4 separate regions of the Homo sapiens genome follow, and regions 1, 2 and 3 are each linked to region 4. A link is a contact called in ENCODE Hi-C or POLR2A ChIA-PET data. All regions are on one chromosome and are shown on one strand. The core of a region is the stretch at or near the end of the contact, and the rest is flanking DNA. Distances in the headings are between cores, read along the strand shown. Region 1 holds the start of TAP1 (transporter 1, ATP binding cassette subfamily B member). Region 2 holds the start of PPP1R18 (protein phosphatase 1 regulatory subunit 18). Region 3 holds the start of TAPBP (TAP binding protein). Region 4 holds the start of HSPA1L (heat shock protein family A (Hsp70) member 1 like).

Region 1 (3,209 bases), core at 140-2,639, 1.0 Mb after region 4:
AAGTGCATTTCGGACAGCAGCCCCAACTTCCAACTCCCTCATTTGCAGGGTGCCCCATTTTCAGCCCCCAGACCTGGCTATGGTGAGAATGGACATGAGAGTTAAGTTTCGAGTGAAGGTATCGGCTGAGCCATCTTGTAGAATCCAGTCAGTGAGGCGGCCCGTAAAGAATGGAATGGCCATCTCCCCTGGAGAAAGAGAAGAGAGGTCACGCACAAATATTAAGTCTAAGTAGGTCAGTTCCAGTCAGACTGGCCCCACCACGCCTCCTCCCCCTCACCATTATCCTGGAGGGCATCAGCAGAAAGGAAACACTGACGTCTCAATCCCGAACCTAAATAGGCTGCCCTGGAACTCACTACCCTGTGGTTGCTCTACCAGAACTTTCAGGATTTTATTAGGAAGGCTGGAGATCATGAAGTAGAAAAGCCTCCTGTTAGAGATGAGGATGCCCCGCCCTTCGGCCCCAGAGCAAAGGATTTCCCCGCTTCCGGCGTGGCCCAAAGAATCAAGACCCGGTCAGCAATGGAGCCCAGAACCTCTGGCCCCCGCCAGTCCAGTGCCGTTTCTTCTACACCGAAGTGGTGTTCCAAGACCCACGCTAGGAGTCCTTCTCCTGCTCCACATTTCCCAGAACCCACGCTACTCTACCTTACTGACAATTACCTTTGATTCCTGTCCCAGTCCCCTTGTGTCCTCCCCTCTTGCCCTGCGTTCCCCTTACCAAGAGAGGAGAGGACCACCAGGACCAGGAACAGCGAGAGGCGGCGCGTCTCCGAGCCCAGGCAGCCTAGAAGCCGACGCACAGGGTTTCCAGAGCCGCCCTGACCGCCGGGCACCCAGAGGCTCCCGAGTTTGTGCCACAGGGCTGCTGCGGGCAGTGCCGCTGCATAACTGACAACGAAGGCGGTAGGGTGACTTCCCCAGTGCAGTAGCCTGGTGCTATCCGCGGACCCGGGGGCTCCCCATGAGATCAGCTCTCGGAACAAGGCAAGTCCCGGCAGGGCCAAGCCCAGTGCCGCAGCTAATGGCTTCAAAGCAGCCAGCCAGCCCTGGGCACCTGCGTTTTCGCTCTTGGAGCCAACCGTTGCCCTGAGGACCCCGCAGGCCCCCAGCCAGAGCACGGCCCAGCGGCTCAGGCCCACCGCCCAGACCCGGAGCAGTGGCAGCGCGGTGGGCACCAGCAGGGAGAATATGCGGGGCAGCGCGGTCCGGAGCAGCACCCAGTCGGCGAGAAGTAGCAGTACTGTCCCCAGCCATGCGAGAGAAGCTCCGGGGAGGCAGCGGCACCCGCGGGGAGCGGGACACCTAGAGCTAGCCATTGGCACTCGGACGCCGTCCCGGTCCCGGCCGGGCCTGGGACTCTCCGCGCCCCGGTGGGGCCTGAAGCTCCGGGTACCGCCGAGTCCTCCCCTACTGGCGGCTGGGGGAGGGAACGAGGGCGGGGCTCTCGGAAAGTCCCAGGAACAGGCTGATCCTGCGCTGGCGAGAAGCTCAGCCATTTAGGGGAAAGCGAAATCGAAAGCGGCCGCCTGCTCACTAGATAACGCCTACTTCCAAAAGTGGCCTGCCCAGACTATTTTGGTAGCAAGCGTGGAAATCAGATCTGAGAATCTCGGGAGCAGCCCTGGTGCCCAATTTTCTCCATCACGCACACCCTTCTCGCCTCTCCCTGCCTCCTGCCTTTCCACTTGCACCAGTTTTCCCACCCCAGCCTCAGGGCGGGGCTGCCTCGTCACTTGTCTCGGGGCAGATCTGCCCTACACACGTTAGCGCCGCGCGCAAAGCAGCCCCGCAGCACCCAGGCGCCTCCTGGCGGCGCCGCGAAGGGGCGGGGCTGTCGGCTGCGCGTTGTGCGCTGTCCCAGGTTGGAAACCAGTGCCCCAGGCGGCGAGGAGAGCGGTGCCTTGCAGGGATGCTGCGGGCGGGAGCACCAACCGGGGACTTACCCCGGGCGGGAGAAGTCCACACCGGGGTAATGGGTCTGGGCTTGAGGGTTGGCAGAGGGGTGGAGGAGATGCAGCGGCCAGGGGACCCTGGAAGCGCGCGCGGAGAAGTGAATGCAGAGACCAACGGGAGCGCAGGGAGGTCGCCTGTAGCAGCCAGCGCTTGCAACCCGCAATGAGCATAGAGTATTTCTTTTCTGAGGGGGGTCGTCTAGAGTGTCCGTGAAGGGAACAGGCACGCGAGGCTGGTGGAAAAAGCGGGTGCTTTGACTCTTAGCTGGAAGCGTCAACGGGAAGCTACTCTAAAGCGCTTTCGCTTTCACTCTGGTCCCGGACAGTGGGGGCTGGTTAAATCAAGAAAGGGGGTTGGGGATGGTGCAAAGAGATGAGGAAATGGTGCCCTGGGTGAAGTAGAACAGCACTTGGGAGAAGGAAATATAGGCACTTATTGAGAAGGACCAACTCATCACACAGACTTTTGATAAACTTGCCACTGGGCAACTCTTAGCCCAAGCACTGATAATGGGCGTTCTGTGTTAACTAGTGATGCCCTTCCCTAGCTTGACCCAGGAAGGCCTCTCCTTGGCCCAGATGCTGCCTTACTCCCTTCCCTGTGTCTTCCCTGCCCACTCCCATGTGCCCACTGGGGGGACTTTGCTTAGGATGGGCGCCTGGGGCAGATGGCAGCCCCAAGACTGGCTGGCTGGCTTCTGCTCTGGACTACTGCCACCACTCGTGGCTTGGGGGCGGCTTTGTTAGAGAGGAATAGCCTCTAACTTGAAGTTAACCCTGTTCTTTGACCCTCTATTCATGATAAGTCGGTCCGTCGGAAAGCATACTCAGAGGAGCGTCCTTTGGGGCCAGAGTAACTTACGGCCTGGTAAGAAAGACACAGTGAAACCACTTATAATTTGGGAAATCTCCCCTCACTGCCAAATGAGCAGTGGCAAGTAGGAAGTAGAAGTGGAAACAAGGGATAAGAGTTAGACCTGAATTTTAGTCCCAGGTCTACTATTAACTCTGTGTGACTTTGCATAAGTCGTTTGCATTTTCTGTGACTTGGTTTCCTCATTTGAACCGAGGATCTTTAAGGCTCCTTCCAACTCAATAGTAGAATAAATGTAGCTTTATCTTCCCTCACTTCTTCTTGATTCTTTTCTTGACCTGGAAAAGTCAGCTTAAACTTCTCAGTCAAATTATCTCTTGGTACAAATTTACCTCCCTGGCTGCTGAGATATGTATTTACCTCTTGATCGGAAATTC
Region 2 (3,041 bases), core at 291-2,790, 1.1 Mb before region 4:
CCTTGGGCCTCCCTTGTCAGGGTCTCGGACAGCTCTGCAGTCTCTTTTGGAGCTACCCCTGGAACTGGCCACTCTTCTTTTCTCCCACATTCTTCCGAGTAGTCTTGTCTTTCTTCTCCTGACCTCAGCCTCCACTCTGTTGCCTCCAGTTGTACCAAACTCTGTTCCTGAGACTCTCTGGAGTCAGGTCTCCATTTATGGGCCTCTGTCAGGCCCAACTTCTGGTAGGCAGATTCCCCTGGGCTCAGTCTACTTTCCACCTCTTTTCTCCTGGGGCTTTGCTCTCGAGACTCTGCTAGTCTCAGACTCCGCTCTGGAGTTTCTCCAGGACTCAGCCTCCATTTCCATGCCTCTGACAGTCGGGAGCTCCTGTCTCCCACCTCTCCTGGGCTTTGCCTCCAGTCCCGAGCCTCCAGAGGCCTCAGGCTCAACTCTTGGGCTCCCCCTATCCCCAGCCTCCTCTCTCTGGTCTCCCTCGGACTTAGTCTCTCTTCTCTTGACTCTCTTCCCTTGGGGCTCTGATCCCGCATCTCCCCAGGGCTGGGTCTCCGCTCCCGGGCCTCCAGAGGCCCAGGCTTTCTCTCTGCTAGCAGCTCTTCACTCCGTTGTTGTTGCTGCTGCTGCTGCTGCCGCTCCTGCCGGATGAATCGGTTCTGGTGCACTGGCCCGATGGCCTCCAGAAGGACCGCAGACTCATCCGGGTCTGGAGGTCCAGCCTCTACAGTCCCTAGCACAGGGCTAGGCTCCCCAGGGGACAGCCCAAGCTTGGCCCGGCGGCGCTCCAGGAGCCCTCGTTTCCAGGCTGGCATCTGGGACAGGCGCTCCCGTTCTGCTTTCTCTCGGCCTCGAACGGACGCCTCCTCCTGCCGGCGCCGGGCTAGCAGCTGTAGCTTCCAGTCTGGGATGGTGGCCATGGTCGTCTTGAGGTGAGGGTAGGGAGCACTGGGGACAGAGAACAGGAAGGAGAGGCTCCAGAGAGTGAGACAGCCCGGGGGTGAGACTGAGGGTGGGAGGAGAGGAAGTGGAGGGGGAGAGGTGGGACACAAAGCAGGGCAGAGGGGCTAAGGATGAGGACAGAGGGAAAGACGGAAGGCAGAGAACTGGGGAAATGGAAAAAGTGAAGAGAAGTTGTGAGCCCAAGTTGGGGGTGGTGGGGGTGATGTGAGAGGAAGAGTCCGGATTGGAGGCAATGAGGGCAGGAGCCAGATGTGGCAGCACAGGGTTAATGCGTATTAAAGACCGTCTCTAGGATGTGAGAAAGAGAGAGAAGGGCGAAAAGGAAAGTTGGCGTGAGGGAGAAGAGAGAAATGTGGCAGGGGTGAGGGGAACCTGGGTGCAGGCCAGGCTGCCTCAGCGATACCCCAGGGAGGCTAGTGTGGGAAGGAAGGACCAGGAATCCCTGAAAGGACCAGGAGGCAACGGGACCTGAGGGGGTGTTGGGGAGGCAAGGAGGGGCGGAGAGCGAACAGGTCTAGAGGAGAAGGGAAACCAGGGAAGAGGGGAAAGGAGGGCGGCGGCAGCAGCCGGGCGCGTCTCAGCGCGGGCCCCAAAGGTCCCGGCTCCGCTTCCAGCACCGCTCGGGCCACGCCTCTCCCCAGCCCCCACCCCTCTGCCCCGCACTCCGCCCCCGAGGCGGGTCGGGGGAAATAGCCACCCCCGAGACTTTCGGAACCCGGGCGTCAGGGCTGCCAGCGCGTTCCCAGAACCCTGGCGTCCACCCCCACCCTGTCCTGTCACCACCGCCTGCCTCCCCCACCGACTGCCCCACGCGACCCCAGAGTGCCAAGGGCCGGCTCCATGTCTCTTCTCCCCGGCGCCTGCAAGTCCTGCGCCCCGTCCCCGCTCTCATGAAGCCGTGACAGAGCCGGCCGTCTCCACCCCGCTGTAGCCGCACAGACTGACAATCTCGGCACAAAGAGGAGACAGCCAAGGTCCGGGCCAGGGACGGGAGCAAGGACAGGGGCGAGGAGACACCCACTCCCCAAGTCTGAGCCCCTCAGTCAACTCACAGGCCGCGGGACCCCCGGGGGAGGGGGTGCGGAGGAGCCGGGCGTCCAGAGAGAGGAAGAGGAGGAGAGAGGGACCGAGGGAGATCCGGAGACTGGAGGGAGGGGAGGAGGGAGGGAGAGGAGGAGGGAAAGAGGCAGCAAAGGAGGAGGGACGGAGACAGAGACCAGGGGGCCGGGCGGGGGCGGCGACCGCTTTGTCTAAGGACAATGAGGAGAGGGAAGGGGGCGCAGGGCGGAGCCGAGGAGAGGGCGGGGCCTAGATCCCTCCCACCCCGCGTGGGACTCGCTGCGGGACTGCCCTCTTCTCGCCCCAACCACTGGTCCTCCGCTCTGTCCCCAGGGGCCCTCACCAGCTTCCCGCCCGGACACGCCAGGTGTCCAGATCCCTTCCCCCAGCTCGCCGACCCAGGGCGGTGGCCCGTGACTCAGGCCCCTCGTGGGACTTTGGGAGGAAGCGGCAGCTGCTCCGAGCGGGGCCCGCCCTTCCCATCTCCTGCCGCTCCTCCCTACGCTTTTGCCTTCTCATCTGGGTCTGTAGGTCCAGCCTCTGAAGTCCTTTGTTTTGCGGGGTCGAGGGCAGCCGCCAGGCTGTGGGGGGCTTTGTGGATGGGCGGCAGGAGAGGCGCTCAGAAGCCAGAGGTTTTGGATGCTCCCTCCCCTACCAGAGCTGCTGCCCCGACTCTTTCTAGCTTCAACCTGTCTCCCTTGGGTCTACAGGTCGGCTGCCGGGAAAAAGGGGATTTGAAGGAATGGGAATGGGGACCCGGCCGCTCTGGCAAAGTGGGGGCGGGTCTGCGGGGGTGGCCGAACCCCAGCGGTTGCCAGAGGGCGTGGTGGCTGCCCAGACTCCAGTTCGGTGCTCCCAGGCTCCCTCTGGCTTTCTTTCCCAAACTCAGCCCTGTAGCTTGGGAGACACTGACAGACTGCATGCCATATGTAGAAAAAGGCTGACTTTTATTTTCCTGCAGAGCATCTTCCTCGGGAGAGCAGGGAGCCCCAAGTCATCGAGTTAAGAGCAGGAGAATCCCCTTG
Region 3 (3,174 bases), core at 121-2,620, 1.5 Mb after region 4:
GTGCAAGAGCCTTTGCTTTGCGGATTGCCGCAGCGCCGGGTGTGGGCGCAGGTGGGGATAGAGTGCTGGGTTTTGAAAGAGTGACCCGCAAAGCTGAGGGTGCAGAGCAAGACACAGATCTGGGAAGAGCAGAGAAAAAACGCTCCTGCTTCTGAACCCCTCCCACCTCGCATCACCTGACAAGTCTCTCAAGGTCTGGTGTCGGGAAACCCCACCTCTTCAAAGCCCCGCCCTTCGAAACACCAGAAAGTAACCCCCCTGCCCGGCCCTGCTTTCCCCCTACCCCCTGCCAAGCTGCAGTTTTTTTTTTGTTTTTTTTTTTTAACTGGGTGAGGGCTAGAAGGAGCGGTAGAGATTGATTCATTCTAGCCAAACCACCTCTCTTAACAAAAAAAGGAAACTGAACCCCGATTGGCGAAATGTCTTGCTCAAGTCCATAAAGCGAGACCACCGGCTGATCTGGACCCTTAGAATCTACCCACCCTTCTCCACCTCCCCTCCCCAGCTACCTGTTGCCATGGTGATGAGAACAGGCTCCTGCTGAGGCTCTGGCTGTGGTCGCAAGAGGCTGGAGAGGCTGAGGACTGGGCTGGATATGCTGACCATCAGCCAAGCCCCATCCAGGGCCCGCGGGCAGTTCTGCGCGGGGGTCAGGCCGCTGGCCCATTTCGCAGAGGCGGGGAGAGGCACGAAGCGGCTCATCTCGCAGTGTGGTGCGGGGGCGCCCCGGGGATACCGCCTGAAGGCAGCCTGGAGGGCGCCCGCGGGGTCTGAGTGTAGAGAAGGAAGTTGCAGCTGTAGAGTCACCGCCGGGAAAGGGGCTGGAAGGGCAGCGTTCGGGGAACTTCAAATGCACAGACTACCCCGTAGTGAGACTCACTTTACAAAGGGGAAGCTGAGGCCTGAGGTCACTGCCGGATCTAAAGAGGAGGGGGTTTCGGTGGAGGCGACAGAGGTAGGGGGGCGGCGAGTCCCTAGAGACTCACCGTGTACACTGAGATAGAGCTCAGGGTCGAGGTCCGGCCGGGGCGGCGGTTCCCCCGGTCCCTGGCGCAACAGCAGTGCACCGGGTCTCTTGGCCAGGCCCTTTCCGCTCGCATCCTCCACGAACCAACACTCGATCACCGCGGGTCCTGCTGAGACGGCGGTCGCCAGGCCTGGCGTATAGGGACGCGAGTGAGGAGCGGTTTGTATGTCTGGTGACCTGCCCCACTCCCACCCTGGCATCGGCTCCAGTGGGGCCACCTCCCTCCGCTTCCCTCTAGTTCTTGGGCGATGAGTCGCGGGGTTCGCTCACCCAAAGCCACAGCGAGGAGCAGAGACAGGGACTTCATGGCGCTGCGACCTCCTCAGCCATGAAGCCTCCTCTTCCTCCTTTCACTTTCACTTTCCTCCAAAGGGCGGCATGAGGGGCGGTGGAAATCCCCGCTCTGGTTAGGTGAAGGTGCCTGGGGGACCGGTGTTTCCCCACTGGCCAGGCAGGGACCCGGGTAGATCCTCTCCAGTTCTCACCAGGACACCCCAGCCTTACCGCGCCCTCCTGGACTACCCAGCAGCCCCGAGTTCGAGCCCTCCCCAACCCCAGGCCCTCCCCCGCCCCCCAACTCCTGTGTGTGCTCTCCAACATCCACTTGCCCGAAAACCATTACTCCGGCTTCCCCCTATCTGTGCCGCGTCCCCAGCAAACACACGGGTTATCGGGAAGCCAAGTAAATGACCAATAAATATTTTAATCACTGTTAAAAAAAATAAAAACCTTGTACTCCTACGACTTACTCCCTCCTTGTCTCCACCCACTCCTCCATGAGAACCGAGTTGGGAATTTCCACGGGAAGTCGGGGGTGGCGGGGAGAGACAGGGTAGAAATAAAGAGCGCATCCTTGAGAGGGGGTAGGTTCTAGGACAAGGGTGGGGCTCAAAGGCCTTGTCTCCACGACAACACAAACACAGACTTCAGGCACAGACTACAACCACCTGACCCCTGACCCTGTGACTGCAGGATGTTCAACACGCCCCCTCTCCCTCCCTCCATGTGCAATCTACTCTGTGGAGCAGGGGCTTCAGTGTACCCATCAGAGGGAAAGGAAGGGTTTAGTTCTGGAAATACCTTGGGGGGGAGGGGTTGAGTAGTAGAATGGGCGGGCGATGGTGAAACTGTGGTTCCCCTTCCAGAATATATACAAGTCCACAGAGATAAAGGAAGACAGTAAGTGTGGTGGGAGATCACCCGGGGGCCACAGCGCCCTTGCATCGTGCTCCTTATTCCCTTTCCCGAAAGCTACCCCACCCCAGTAGCCTGCCCCTTCAGTTTGCTCCTCCACCTCCACCGAAGCCCATCTCCACCTTGTGGACTCTGGGTGGGGACCAGACACGTCTGCTGGACGGGGGCGTGGCCGCACTCGCTTCGTCGCCGCTGCCCCCGCCCACTCCGGGAGACTCTCTCTTGGACGGCAAGGATGGCCCCGTGGGAGTCCCAGGCCCAGGTACGGCCCCGACCCCGCCCAGGCGGTGCCGGCGCTCACAGTGTCCTCGGTGGCGCATGAAGCTGTCTCGCCACATGAACTTCTTGGCGCAGACTCCGCACTCGTAGGGCTTGAGACCTGTGTGCGTCTTCATGTGCTCAGTCAGATGGTGCTTCATCTTGAACTTTTTGTTGCACACGGGGCAGTCAAACGGCCGCAGATTGAGGTGCATGTTCACGTGCCGGTCCCGCATGCTCTTGTGGGAGAAGGCCTTCCCACAATGGCACAGAAAGATCTTATTCCCGTCCCCACTGCCAGTCCCTCCAGGGACCCCACCAACGCTACCCGGCACACCCAGGCTCCCCACCGACGTGCCCCCCACGGTCACTGCCCCGTGTTCTGCTTGGTTCCCTGGTGGTTGGCCAGGAGCCTGTGAGGATGAGGATGAAGACGACGACGGGAAGACCAGGATCTGGTTGCCCTGCATGTCCAAGGGAAGGAGCGGTCGAGGAGGGTGGGAGGGGGCATAGGAAGAGGGAGTTGGCCCCCCTGAGTCATCAAGACCTGCCACAGGACCCCCACCCTCATATGGGCCAAAGTCATTGGAGGACTCACAGAAGTTGACCTGCTCCTCCCCCTTGTCTGGGGGCTCACTCAGGGTACGGACATCACTTATGCTGAGGGTAGCCTCAGGCCCTCCCCCCACTGGAAC
Region 4 (2,995 bases), core at 270-2,769:
AAGAAGTTGGGAAGCAAGTAGCTGTATATTGTTTTCAATTTCCCAAGTGACCTAATTCTACTGTCCTGTTCCTATATATTTTACTGTGGGATTCTGTCTCTTTATGACCCAAGAGTAGTGTACATTCTGGTCTCTTCAAGAGACATCAGCCTCCACACTTGAGTTCTGCTGCCTTCCTGGGATAATATTCTCTATTAGGGGTTCACCGGCAGTAAATTCCAGTCAGGCTGAAGATGACTGCTAGAAAACCACAAGCCTTCCAGTTTTCTCAAACGACATGGCACTCCAGACAGTATCTGTATCCTTCTCCTAAATAAAACTCCTGTTTTCTGGAGCCAATAACTGATCAATAAAGGGTTTAAGGGCGGGGGGCGGTGGCTCACGCCTGTAATCCCAGCACTTTGAGAGGCCGAGGCGGGCGGATCACGGGGTCAGGAGAACGAGACCATCCTGGCTACCATCCTGGCTAACACGGTGAAACCTCGTCTCTACTAAAAAATAGAAAAAATTAGCTGGGCGTGGTGGCGGGCGCCAGTAGTTCCAGCTACTCGGATGGCTGAGGCAGGAGAATAGCTTGAACCCGGGAGGTGGAGCAATTAGCCGGGCGCGGTGGCGGGCGCCTGCAGTCCCTGCTACTCGGAAGGCTGAGGCAGGAGAATGGCCTGAACTCGGGAGGCAGAGCTTGCAGTGAGCCAAGATCGTGCCACTGCACTCCACCCTGGGCGACAGAGCGAGACTCCGTCTCAAAAAAAAAAAAAAAATTAAAAATAAATAAATAAAAATAAAATAAAGGGTTTAGTGTCTATCCCTCTCCACACCGCAGATTCCTAGGCCGCACTCCCTTTCCCCCGCTTCCCAGTTACCCCGCCTCCCCCTTACCCCGCCTTCCCCGCCTCCCCATTTCCCCGACAGGCCGCACTCCCTTCCCCCGCCTCCCCCATTCTGGCTGCTCCGACCAATCAATCTGAAGCCATCTTAGCTTTCCCCAAGTGCTCCTCCTACCCGGATCAGCCAACGCCCACATACCTCAGGCTTAAACCAACTAGGGAACTTTCCAGTACTTTCCCAAACAAGGACCTACTGAGCCTTTCAGGTTCACAATCAATCAGATCCCTACTGGCTCACCTAGTCTCCCGACGCCTTCGCTTCAGTTTGGAAACGTCCAGATTACGCAGCCCCAGCGAGTAGGTGGGGGCTCCCTCAATATCAAACTGCACAACCGGGGTCCCCCCACCCCCCACCCCGTCCCTCCCTGCAAATTTGAGACGGCTCCAACTCAGTAATCTTTTTCCAAACTGGCCCATGAGGTCAGAGACAGTATCTCCATTGTAACGTGGCCGGGCGGTGTCAACACAAACGCCCCCACCCTCCCCTGGACGCGCGTAACCCGCTCCCCGCACCAGCCCCCTGCCCACAACTGCGCAGGCCCAGCAAGCCCCCACAATTAAAAGCCCAGCGCCGACCCTTCCTGTCAATTAGGCGCTGAAGCGCAGGCGGTCAGCATCGCCATGGAGACCAACACCCTTCCCACCGCCACTCCCCCTTCCTCTCAGGGTCCCTGTCCCCTCCAGTGAATCCCAGAAGACTCTGGAGAGTTCTGAGCAGGGGGCGGCACTCTGGCCTCTGATTGGTCCAAGGAAGGCTGGGGGGCAGGACGGGAGGCGAAAACCCTGGAATATTCCCGACCTGGCAGCCTCATCGAGCTCGGTGATTGGCTCAGAAGGGAAAAGGCGGGTCTCCGTGACGACTTATAAAAGCCCAGGGGCAAGCGGTCCGGATAACGGCTAGCCTGAGGAGCTGCTGCGACAGTCCACTACCTTTTTCGAGAGTGACTCCCGTTGTCCCAAGGCTTCCCAGAGCGAACCTGTGCGGCTGCAGGCACCGGCGCGTCGAGTTTCCGGCGTCCGGAAGGACCGAGCTCTTCTCGCGGATCCAGTGTTCCGTTTCCAGCCCCCAATCTCAGAGCGGAGCCGACAGAGAGCAGGGAACCGGCATGGCCAAAGCCGCGGCGATCGGCATCGACCTGGGCACCACCTACTCCTGCGTGGGGGTGTTCCAACACGGCAAGGTGGAGATCATCGCCAACGACCAGGGCAACCGCACCACCCCCAGCTACGTGGCCTTCACGGACACCGAGCGGCTCATCGGGGATGCGGCCAAGAACCAGGTGGCGCTGAACCCGCAGAACACCGTGTTTGACGCGAAGCGGCTGATTGGCCGCAAGTTCGGCGACCCGGTGGTGCAGTCGGACATGAAGCACTGGCCTTTCCAGGTGATCAACGACGGAGACAAGCCCAAGGTGCAGGTGAGCTACAAGGGGGAGACCAAGGCATTCTACCCCGAGGAGATCTCGTCCATGGTGCTGACCAAGATGAAGGAGATCGCCGAGGCGTACCTGGGCTACCCGGTGACCAACGCGGTGATCACCGTGCCGGCCTACTTCAACGACTCGCAGCGCCAGGCCACCAAGGATGCGGGTGTGATCGCGGGGCTCAACGTGCTGCGGATCATCAACGAGCCCACGGCCGCCGCCATCGCCTACGGCCTGGACAGAACGGGCAAGGGGGAGCGCAACGTGCTCATCTTTGACCTGGGCGGGGGCACCTTCGACGTGTCCATCCTGACGATCGACGACGGCATCTTCGAGGTGAAGGCCACGGCCGGGGACACCCACCTGGGTGGGGAGGACTTTGACAACAGGCTGGTGAACCACTTCGTGGAGGAGTTCAAGAGAAAACACAAGAAGGACATCAGCCAGAACAAGCGAGCCGTGAGGCGGCTGCGCACCGCCTGCGAGAGGGCCAAGAGGACCCTGTCGTCCAGCACCCAGGCCAGCCTGGAGATCGACTCCCTGTTTGAGGGCATCGACTTCTACACGTCCATCACCAGGGCGAGGTTCGAGGAGCTGTGCTCCGACCTGTTCCGAAGCACCCTGGAGCCCGTGGAGAAGGCTCTGCGCGACGCCAAGCTGGACAAGGCCCAGATTCACGACCTG

The links. Hi-C counts contacts between places; a loop is a spot of excess contacts on that map. ChIA-PET counts read pairs that join two places held with the same protein, here RNA polymerase II (POLR2A). Pooled maps may share reads with other maps.
Region 1: a pooled map shows a loop between it and region 4 (2.8-fold over the local background). The contact joins the promoter of TAP1 here to the promoter of HSPA1L in region 4. A Hi-C loop is called at or near these places in 1 of 168 maps with a recorded cell type or tissue (tibial artery) and 8 of 50 pooled maps. POLR2A ChIA-PET finds 5 or more read pairs at or near these places in 3 of 52 experiments (H1, activated CD4-positive, alpha-beta T cell and activated T-cell).
Region 2: a loop to region 4 is called in a pooled map, with 3 times the contacts of the local background. The contact joins the promoter of PPP1R18 here to the promoter of HSPA1L in region 4. A Hi-C loop is called at or near these places in 2 of 37 single-sample maps with no recorded cell type and 6 of 50 pooled maps. POLR2A ChIA-PET finds 5 or more read pairs at or near these places in 2 of 52 experiments (H1 and Panc1).
Region 3: POLR2A ChIA-PET joins it to region 4 with 14 read pairs in PC-3. The contact joins the promoter of TAPBP here to the promoter of HSPA1L in region 4. A Hi-C loop is called at or near these places in 4 of 50 pooled maps. POLR2A ChIA-PET finds 5 or more read pairs at or near these places in 4 of 52 experiments (Caco-2, K562, PC-3 and 1 more).

Annotation. Positions count from the first base shown.
Region 1 is chr6:32,852,315-32,855,523 of GRCh38, forward strand. TAP1 (transporter 1, ATP binding cassette subfamily B member) reads right to left here and starts at 1,390. Exons shown (of 11, transcript NM_000593.6): 1 at 725-1,390; 2 at 74-188. The coding sequence starts at 1,322. It overlaps PSMB9 (proteasome 20S subunit beta 9), which reads left to right and starts at 1,878. Exons shown (of 6, transcript NM_002800.5): 1 at 1,878-1,975. The coding sequence starts at 1,916.
Region 2 is chr6:30,685,105-30,688,145 of GRCh38, forward strand. PPP1R18 (protein phosphatase 1 regulatory subunit 18) reads right to left here and starts at 1,541. Exons shown (of 3, transcript NM_133471.4): 1 at 1-1,541. The coding sequence starts at 914. It overlaps NRM (nurim), which reads right to left. Exons shown (of 4, transcript NM_001384369.1): 4 at 2,945-3,041.
Region 3 is chr6:33,312,708-33,315,881 of GRCh38, forward strand. TAPBP (TAP binding protein) reads right to left here and starts at 1,371. Exons shown (of 8, transcript NM_003190.5): 1 at 1,298-1,371; 2 at 987-1,157; 3 at 510-770. The coding sequence starts at 1,334. It overlaps ZBTB22 (zinc finger and BTB domain containing 22), which reads right to left. Exons shown (of 2, transcript NM_005453.5): 2 at 1,711-3,174. The coding sequence ends at 2,305. RefSeq lists enhancers at 1,925-2,584, 2,585-3,174 and a silencer at 2,665-2,959.
Region 4 is chr6:31,813,764-31,816,758 of GRCh38, forward strand. It overlaps HSPA1L (heat shock protein family A (Hsp70) member 1 like), which reads right to left and starts at 1,520. Exons shown (of 2, transcript NM_005527.4): 1 at 1,126-1,520. It overlaps HSPA1A (heat shock protein family A (Hsp70) member 1A), which reads left to right and starts at 1,780. Exons shown (of 1, transcript NM_005345.6): 1 at 1,780-2,995. The coding sequence starts at 1,994. RefSeq lists enhancers at 883-1,712, 2,419-2,988, 2,989-2,995.